Linked DNA regions of Homo sapiens: region 2 is linked to region 1. Evidence: chromatin contacts called from ENCODE Hi-C or POLR2A ChIA-PET data. All regions are on one chromosome and are shown on one strand. The core of a region is the stretch at or near the end of the contact, and the rest is flanking DNA. Distances in the headings are between cores, read along the strand shown.

What was found. Hi-C counts contacts between places; a loop is a spot of excess contacts on that map. ChIA-PET counts read pairs that join two places held with the same protein, here RNA polymerase II (POLR2A). Pooled maps may share reads with other maps.
Region 2: a map of naive thymus-derived CD4-positive, alpha-beta T cell shows a loop between it and region 1 (8-fold over the local background). The contact joins the promoter of GTF2I here to the promoter of HIP1 in region 1. A Hi-C loop is called at or near these places in 1 of 168 maps with a recorded cell type or tissue (naive thymus-derived CD4-positive, alpha-beta T cell), 3 of 37 single-sample maps with no recorded cell type and 11 of 50 pooled maps. POLR2A ChIA-PET finds 5 or more read pairs at or near these places in 1 of 52 experiments (activated T-cell).

What each region holds. Positions count from the first base shown.
Region 1 is chr7:75,736,763-75,740,558 of GRCh38, reverse strand. HIP1 (huntingtin interacting protein 1) reads left to right here and starts at 1,618. Exons shown (of 31, transcript NM_005338.7): 1 at 1,618-1,758. The coding sequence starts at 1,639. RefSeq lists a silencer at 841-1,830.
Region 2 is chr7:74,655,672-74,659,467 of GRCh38, reverse strand. It overlaps GTF2I (general transcription factor IIi), which reads right to left and starts at 1,750. Exons shown (of 35, transcript NM_032999.4): 1 at 1,400-1,750. RefSeq lists silencers at 591-1,110, 1,181-1,470, 1,491-1,670, 2,041-2,200 and enhancers at 1,771-1,820, 1,841-1,960.

The DNA of each region.
Region 1 (3,796 bases), core at 369-2,868:
TTGCACCACCACGCCCAGCTAATTTTAAAATTTTTTGTACAGATGGAGTCTTGCTATGTTGCCCAGGCTGGTTTCAAAGTTCAGAGCTCAAACGATCCGCCTGCCTCAGCCTCCCAAAGCGCTGAGATTACAGGTGTAAGCCACCGCACCTGGCCAAATTTACAACACACACACACACACACACACACACACGAATCACCAAATTGTTAGGCCTAAAGGTGCCATTCATTACTCCGAGTTTCAAATAACTTTTAAAAAATACATCTATGCCGGGTGCTGTAGCTCATGTCTGTAATCACAGTACTTTGGGAGGCCAAGGTGGGAGGCTTGCTTGAGGCCACGAGTTCGAGACCAGTCTGGGCAACATAGAAAGACTCCATCTCTGCAAAAAAGATAGCCAGGCTTGGTGGCGTGCATCTGTAGTCCCAGCTACTCGAGAGGCCGAGGCAGGAAAATCGCTAGGACCCAGGAGCTCAAGGTCCCAGTGTGTTACGATCTGCACTCCAGCCTGGGCGACAGAGGGAGACTGACTCCAAATGAAACCAAAAAAAAAAAAAAAAACAAACAAAAACAAAAACAAAAACACACCTAAATTGGAGTTTAACGGAAAACTTTTAACTTTCTCCAGCACTCCTGCTAAGCATCACACTTCTCTCTGCTTGCTGGTACCCTGGCTGACGTCTGAGCAGGATGGGACGCGCGGCTCAGAGCCTAAGATAAACCGAAAGTGTCTACAGGGCTTTCTACCAACAAATAAGCTCTGACGGGTTCCTTTGATGAGGTTTGGGAGGCAGGTCCCGGGAGGTGCCCGCGGACTCAGCCCCGAACTCCGGGACCTGGGCTCTGCGATCCTTGCAGAGGGCATGGGCAGGGGCAGAATGGAGAAGTGCAGGACGGGGAAGCCTGGGAGCTGGGTGGGGGCGGCCACCCATTGAGCCGGATCCGGCCAGGCGCCCACGCTGCGCCCCGCCCGCGGGGCTGCGCTTTCCCGGGCTGCGGCCGCAGGGCTGGTCAGTCCGGCGCTCCCGGGTCCCAGGCCCGGAAGGAGCTAACGGGCTATTCGCAGGCGGGCTGGGATTCCCCCGGGGGAGGCCCCACTGCCCGGCCCGCGTCATCCCCGCCCATCTCCACGGGCCGTCGCGGGATAGCCCCCTGCAGGAGCGGGCAGGGTAGTGGGCGGCGCTTGGCGGAGGGCAGCACGCTCGGGGCGCGCGGGGACTGCGGCCGAGGGGAGGAGAGGGCGGTGCGCGGGCGGGGGCGGGGCGAGCGAGGGCATATCAGGGCAGCCCGCCCAGGCCACGCCCCATCCAGGCCTCGCCCCGTCCGCACCCCGCCCCGGCCCTGCCTAGAACGGCGGGACCACGGTGACTGACAGGACTCCAGACCAGTCACCACGCGCCTCGAGGCCCCGAGAGGCTAGTCGGGGCCGAGCCAGCGGAGGGGCTCCTGAAGGGGCGGGGGCGGGCGGGGAAGCCGTTCGGCGAGGGGCGGGGTCTCTGGAAGACTGGCAGAACTCACAGCCAATGGCAGGCGGGAGCCGTCCCGTTAGCGCCGGATCCCCGCGGGTAGGGCGGGGCGGGCGGCGCCGTGGGGATCCCGGGGCAGCCGAGGGCCCCTGACTCGGCTCCTCGCGGCGACATGGATCGGATGGCCAGCTCCATGAAGCAGGTGCCCAACCCACTGCCCAAGGTGCTGAGCCGGCGCGGGGTCGGCGCTGGGCTGGAGGCGGCGGAGCGCGAGAGCTTCGAGCGGACTCAGGTGAGGACGGGGGACCCCGGGGCATCCCTGGGGCACCCTGAGGGACGCGGTGTCCGGGAGGGGCTTTGAAGGGAGTAGGAGTCTTGCAGGCCCCAGTTGAAGACGGGGCGAGGGTGTAGTGAGCGGGGGCATTGACGTGCAGATCTGGGCGATCCCAGGAAGGTCGGGGACCCCAGGGTACCCCAGCTGGCCTGGGGAGAAGGGCAGAGGCGGGCTCGGAGGAGATGGCAGGATGCGTGGCCAAGAGGAGCCTGATCGGCTGGGTACCGGGCAGGAGTCCCAAGATGAGGTGAGAGGGGAAGGAACTGAAAAGGGGCGGAATGGAAGGGTTGCCCCTAAACAAGGGAAGCGCACGGGAGCCACTTGGAGGCTCAAGTGTGGGGGCGGAGAGTGGGGGCGCCGGGCTGGGAATGTGAAGGGTGAGGGGACCTCTCTTCCCCTCCGATCACTTCTTGGTTGCATTGACATCCCTTCCCACCCCCCACCCCTTAGCATCCCCCTTTCTCGATGCCTCTTGCTTGGCTCTGGCCAGCCCCAGCTGTCAGCTCTGAGGCCGGGCGGAAGGGGTCGGAGCAGGGAAAAGGAATGTAGGAAATGCAAAGTGTGGCCACTTTGTGGGAAAATTACTTTGGGGGCTAAAGTGGAGACCATGGTGCCCCTGAGCCCTGACTTGGGGTCTTGGTTTTATCCCCCAAGATGTGCCTGACAGCTAATAGGCAGACTGCCCTATTTGTCCTGCCTGGCCAGGGCTTGGGGCCAAAATTCCTCAGTGTCATCAACAAAAAGCCACAATCCATTTTTTTCTCCGAGTTTTTAATGCCTGGTGTATTGATTGGGCTGAATTAAGCTGACATGTTGATGGTGTTCATCAATTCATTTGTATGTAAAATCCATTTCAAAGAGTACAACGCTTCTTTTAATCCCAGTGCCAATGCTGGAGGGGCAGATTTCTTCTACACTCTTGTGCTCAGAGTGGAACCTTTGAAGATCCATTTGGGTCCCCCTCTCCAGAGGCTGGTCCCCTGATGTGTTATGCGAGGAATACTTCCCCCAAACACAGTTGGAGGGAAAGGGCTTTGGGATTTTAGTTAGAAAAGACAGTGAGAATCTGACTGAAGGTTCTGTATATGGAATCTTTCAAAGAATAGAGCTTTTGGCCGGGCGCGGTACCTCACACCTGTAATCCCAGCACTTTGGGAGGCCGAGGCGGGTGGATCACCTGACGTCAGGAGTTTGAGACCAGCCTGGCCAACATGGTGAAACCCTGTCTCTACTAAAAATACAAAAAATTAGCTGGGCGTGGTTGCAGACGCTTGTAATCCCAGCTACTTGGGAGGCTGAGGCCAGCAGAATTGCTTGAATCTGGGAGGTGAAGGTTGCAGTGAGCCGAGATGGCGCCACTGCACTCCAGCCTGGGCAACAAGAGCGAAACTCCGTCTCAAAATAATAATAATAAAAAAGAATAAAGCTTTTCACCCCCAGAGGACTTCATCCCCTCTTCTTATTCTGAAAACCTTTGGCCCCCCACCTGGGCAACATAGTGCGACCCTGTCTCTACAAAAAATAAAAAAATTAGGCTGGGTGCATTAGCTCACACCTGTAATCCCCGTACTTTGGGAGGCCAAGGTGGGAGGATCACTTGATCCCAGGAGTTCGATACCTGCCTAGACAACACACTGAGATCCCGCCTCTATTTTGAAAAAATTTTAAAATTATCCTCGTGTGGTGGCATACACCTATAGTCCCAGCTGTTTGAGAGGCTGAGGCATGAGGGTCACTTGAGCCAGGAGGCTGAGGCTGCAGTGGGCTATGATCGTGCCACTGCACTCCAGCCTGGGTGACAGAGTGAGACTCTATCTCTACAAAAAAGTGAAAAAAAGAAAGAAAACCGCGCGCAGGTGTGTCTGGATAGTGTGAAGCAGTGGGACCCTGTCTCTACAAAAAAAAAAAAGAAAAAGAAAAAAAGAAAGTGCCTCCATGCAGGTGTGTCTGGATGGTGTGAAGCAGGGAGTCTTCTCTACCTGGTTATCCTACCCCA
Region 2 (3,796 bases), core at 501-3,000, 1.1 Mb after region 1:
CAGTGAGCCGAGATCACACCAGTGCACTTCAGCCTGGGCCACAGAGTGAGACTCCATCTCAAAAAAAAAAAAATTAGCAGGGCATGATGGCATGCGCCTGTAGTCCCAGCCACTGAGGAGGCTGAGGCAGGAGGATCGCTGGAGCCCAGGTGTTGGAGGCTGCAATGTGCTATGATTGTGCCACTCTGCGCTTCAGCCAGGGCAACACAGAGAGACCCTGTTTCTAAAAAAAAAAAAGAAAATTAAGCCGAAAGCGATGGCTCACACCTGTAATCCCAGCACTATGGGGGGCCAAGGTGGGAGGATCGCTTGAGCCTAGGAGTTCAAGACCAGCCTGGGCAACAAAGTGAGAACGCATCTCCACAAATAATTTTTTTTAAAAAAAGGAGGTCAGTAGTCAGCAAGAGCTGCGCATCGCCAAGAGTGGACACTACTCCAACAGCACCCCACCTGTGAACATCCCCAGCCGCAAATCAGCGCAAATCCATAACCTAGGGAGGACAAAATTCGCTACACGAAAAAGCAAAAGCTGGATTAAGAAAAAGTGGAGAAGTCGGGGAGCGGGAAGGAGACAGCTTTTTCCATTTCATTTTCCTTCTTCCTCTGCACTCCCGTCGTCTGGGTGCTGGCTGAACCCAGACGGCTTAATTTTCATGGCCTAAAGCTGAAGTTTTCCTTCCGGTCATTGTGTTTATTTCCCCCAAAGAACAGGCCCCGCGGGGCAGGCGCGCCGGGCCGGCCCGGGACAAAGCCCACTGCGGACTCCACCTGGGAGCGGGGCGGGGCGGGGGACAGCGCTCCCGCTCCCCCGCCCGCCGCAGTTACCAGGCAACGCGCGGCCCCGCCCCCGCGCCGGTTGGCCAATCCCGCGCGTCTGCTGCCCCGGCGCAGGAGCCCCAGATACACCAGGCGAGCGCGACCCCACGACGGCTCGGGCCTGGCACCGCGCGCGCCCCCGCACCGCCTAGCCGGCCAATCAGCGCGGCGGGGCATGCGCAGCCCGCAGGGCCGCTCGCTCGCTCGCGCGCGGGATCGCACGCGCGAGGCGCCCCCCCACCGCACGCCGGTCGGCGCGCGCGCCCCTCCCCCACGCGCACTGAGGCGCGCGCGTGCCACTGTCGTCCCCCGCGACCGCGTCCGTGCCGCCCCACCCCCATCGCCTCGTTTCGGCCACTGCCAAGGCCGGCGGGGCTCGAGACCCGGCGAGGCGGTGGGGGTGGGGGTAGGGGGAGGCGGCACGGGCGCCCCCCAAGGCCCCACACCGCGCGCGGCGGGCCGCGGCTCCCAGGCCCCTGTCCCTGCAGGCCCCGGCGGGGCAAAGTCTCTAATAAAGGCCCCCGCTCGCAATGGCCCCCGAGGCGGGGGCGGGGGGCGCGGGGATGAGGCGAGAGGGACTCACCCGAGTGCGGCCGCCTCCAGGCAGCTCCGGGGCCGGGGGTGCCGAGGGGAGGCGAGTGTGGGCCGCGCGCGGGCTGCGGCCGCCGCGGAGCAGCCTCGGCTGAGGGGAGCTGGCGAGCGGACGGGAGGCGAGAGGGGGCGAGGGGCCCGTGCGTGTCGGTCGCGCTCCTGTCACCGCCGCATGGCCGCCCCGCAGGCAGGGCCTCGCTCAGCGCCTTGATCCGATCACTGGGGGACAGAGGCAGAGGCCGGGGTGACCGCGGCAGGCGGGCGGCCGCGGCTGGAGAGCGCGTGCGGGGAAGCGGGGGGGCGACCGGTGGCCCCTTTTCTCTGCTCTCCCAGCTTCTCTCTCACCCTCCTCCTCCTCCTCCTTTTTTTTTTCTTTTTTTTCTTTTTTTTTTTTTTTTTTTTTTTTTTTGTTCCTCGAAGGCGCGTTGCGCCTGCGCATCCGCAGCGCCGCCCAGCGGGAGTTGTAGTTTCGGATGCGTTCCCCGTCAACGCGGCGGCGGCGGTCGTGGACTACAACTCCCAGGAAGCACCGCGCCGGCTAGCCCCGAACCCGAGGACGAGGCAAGCGCGGCGCCCGGCCCTCTCCAGCAAGGGCTGTCAATGGAGGCGAGGGTGGTGGGAGCGAGAACATGGCTGCACCTGGGGCCTGCGCGGCCGCCCGGGTGGGGGAGGGGAGCCGGGGTGCAGAAACGGAAATCTGGACGGGTGGTGGCTCCGGCGTCGTCCCCACCGAGCGCCAGCCGCCGTCCAAGTCCGCCACTTGCTCTTGCACCCCACATTCCTTGCAAATTGCGAGGCAGGGAAGCTGCAAAAGCCGGGGAGCCCCGGGCTGGGCCGTCGCCCTCCTTGCTCTGCAAAAGGGGAGTCCTTCCGCCTTGCACCACCCTCCAGGACACAAAGAACTCCTCTCTAGTGTTTTCCAAGCTGGCCTCCAAAGAGACCGTTGCCCCCAAGTTCGGACAGGCGAGAGGGGAGGAGACCTTGTGTTTTAATTCCTCCCCCAGACCCTCCGCCTCTATCTCTCCCTCAGGATTTGGAAGGAAACTTGCAAGGGAGTGGGAGCAGAAATCCTGACTCGTAGCTCCTGTTTTGTTCTGTCAACCGCGATGCGATTTAACTCAAACTCCTCCCCCTACCACTATTTTTTGCTTCTCAACTTGAATTAGCCGGTGGGTTTTGAAAATGGAGAGACATTACTGTTCACCTAAGTTAAACTCCAAAACTTTACAACCCCGAGGCCGACGATTTTTAGATGTTTATGTAAAGCACGAGATTGAGTGGTTTTTTGATTCCCGCCCGCCCCCCCACCCAGTACCACCCACTGGGGATTCGGGCCACGACGGCCATCCTCCCCCCACCCGCCGCTTCTCGGTAGGTGGCGACCACGACGCTTTTTCCAGCCTCCAAGCCTTTGTCGCTAGCGAGAAAACTTTCCGAGCAGCCAGTCTTTTGATGTGGGTTCCAAAAACCTTTCCTTTCAATCTGGGTTCTCCGATTGGCATTCCCCATCGTCTCTCTTGCACAGACCGCACCCAATAAAGCCTCCTCTAGAATTTTCATGTTGGATTTTTTTTGAAAAATACATGGAGAGCGTAAAGCTCACCGGAGAAGCAATCTGATTACAGAAGCCTGAATTTTTGCGATTTCCCGGACAATGTCTAGGATCCCTTCGGTCCTTGCCTAATAAGATTGTGACTCTCCTTTGTCGATTGTCTCGAAAGTCATTCATTAAGTTTGCACAAGAGCAACTTTCTTTTTGCACTTGTATTTCATTGACATTTAGTAATATTTAATTAAATTCTCTATTCCCAATACCACGTGCCACTGGCATATATTTAGGAACAAATTTAACTCTTGAGAAGCCTATAACTCACTCTAGTAAGAGCAGCCAGCCTACGAGATGCAGATTTCAGCTGCTGTGGACTTCAGTGAGTATCTTTTGTTGAGAGAGTGGTTTCTCCACCTGGAGGGGTCAGGGAAAGGATTTCCTGGGTATAGTGGAGTCGTGGAGTAGAATTTGGGGGGATGTTACAAAGTGAGTTAGCAAGGCAGAAGTTTATTTAGCCAAGATGACTCTTATCATCGTGAAAACGTTTGGAAGGTAGTTCCTTTCTTCTATGAATTTGTTTAGTGGTTCACAGTGGAATTTTTTTTTTGAGACCGAGCCTCGCTCCGTCACCCACGCTGGAGTGCAGTGGCGCGATCTCGGCTCACGGCAACGTCTACCTCCCGGGTTCAAGTGATTCTCCTGCCTCAGCTTCCTGAGTAGCTAGGATTATAGGCGTGCACTACCACGCCCAGCTAATTTTTGTATTTTTAGTAGAGACGGGTTTCTACTAAACATGTTGCCCAGACTGTTCTCGAACTCCTGACCTCAAGTGATCTGCCT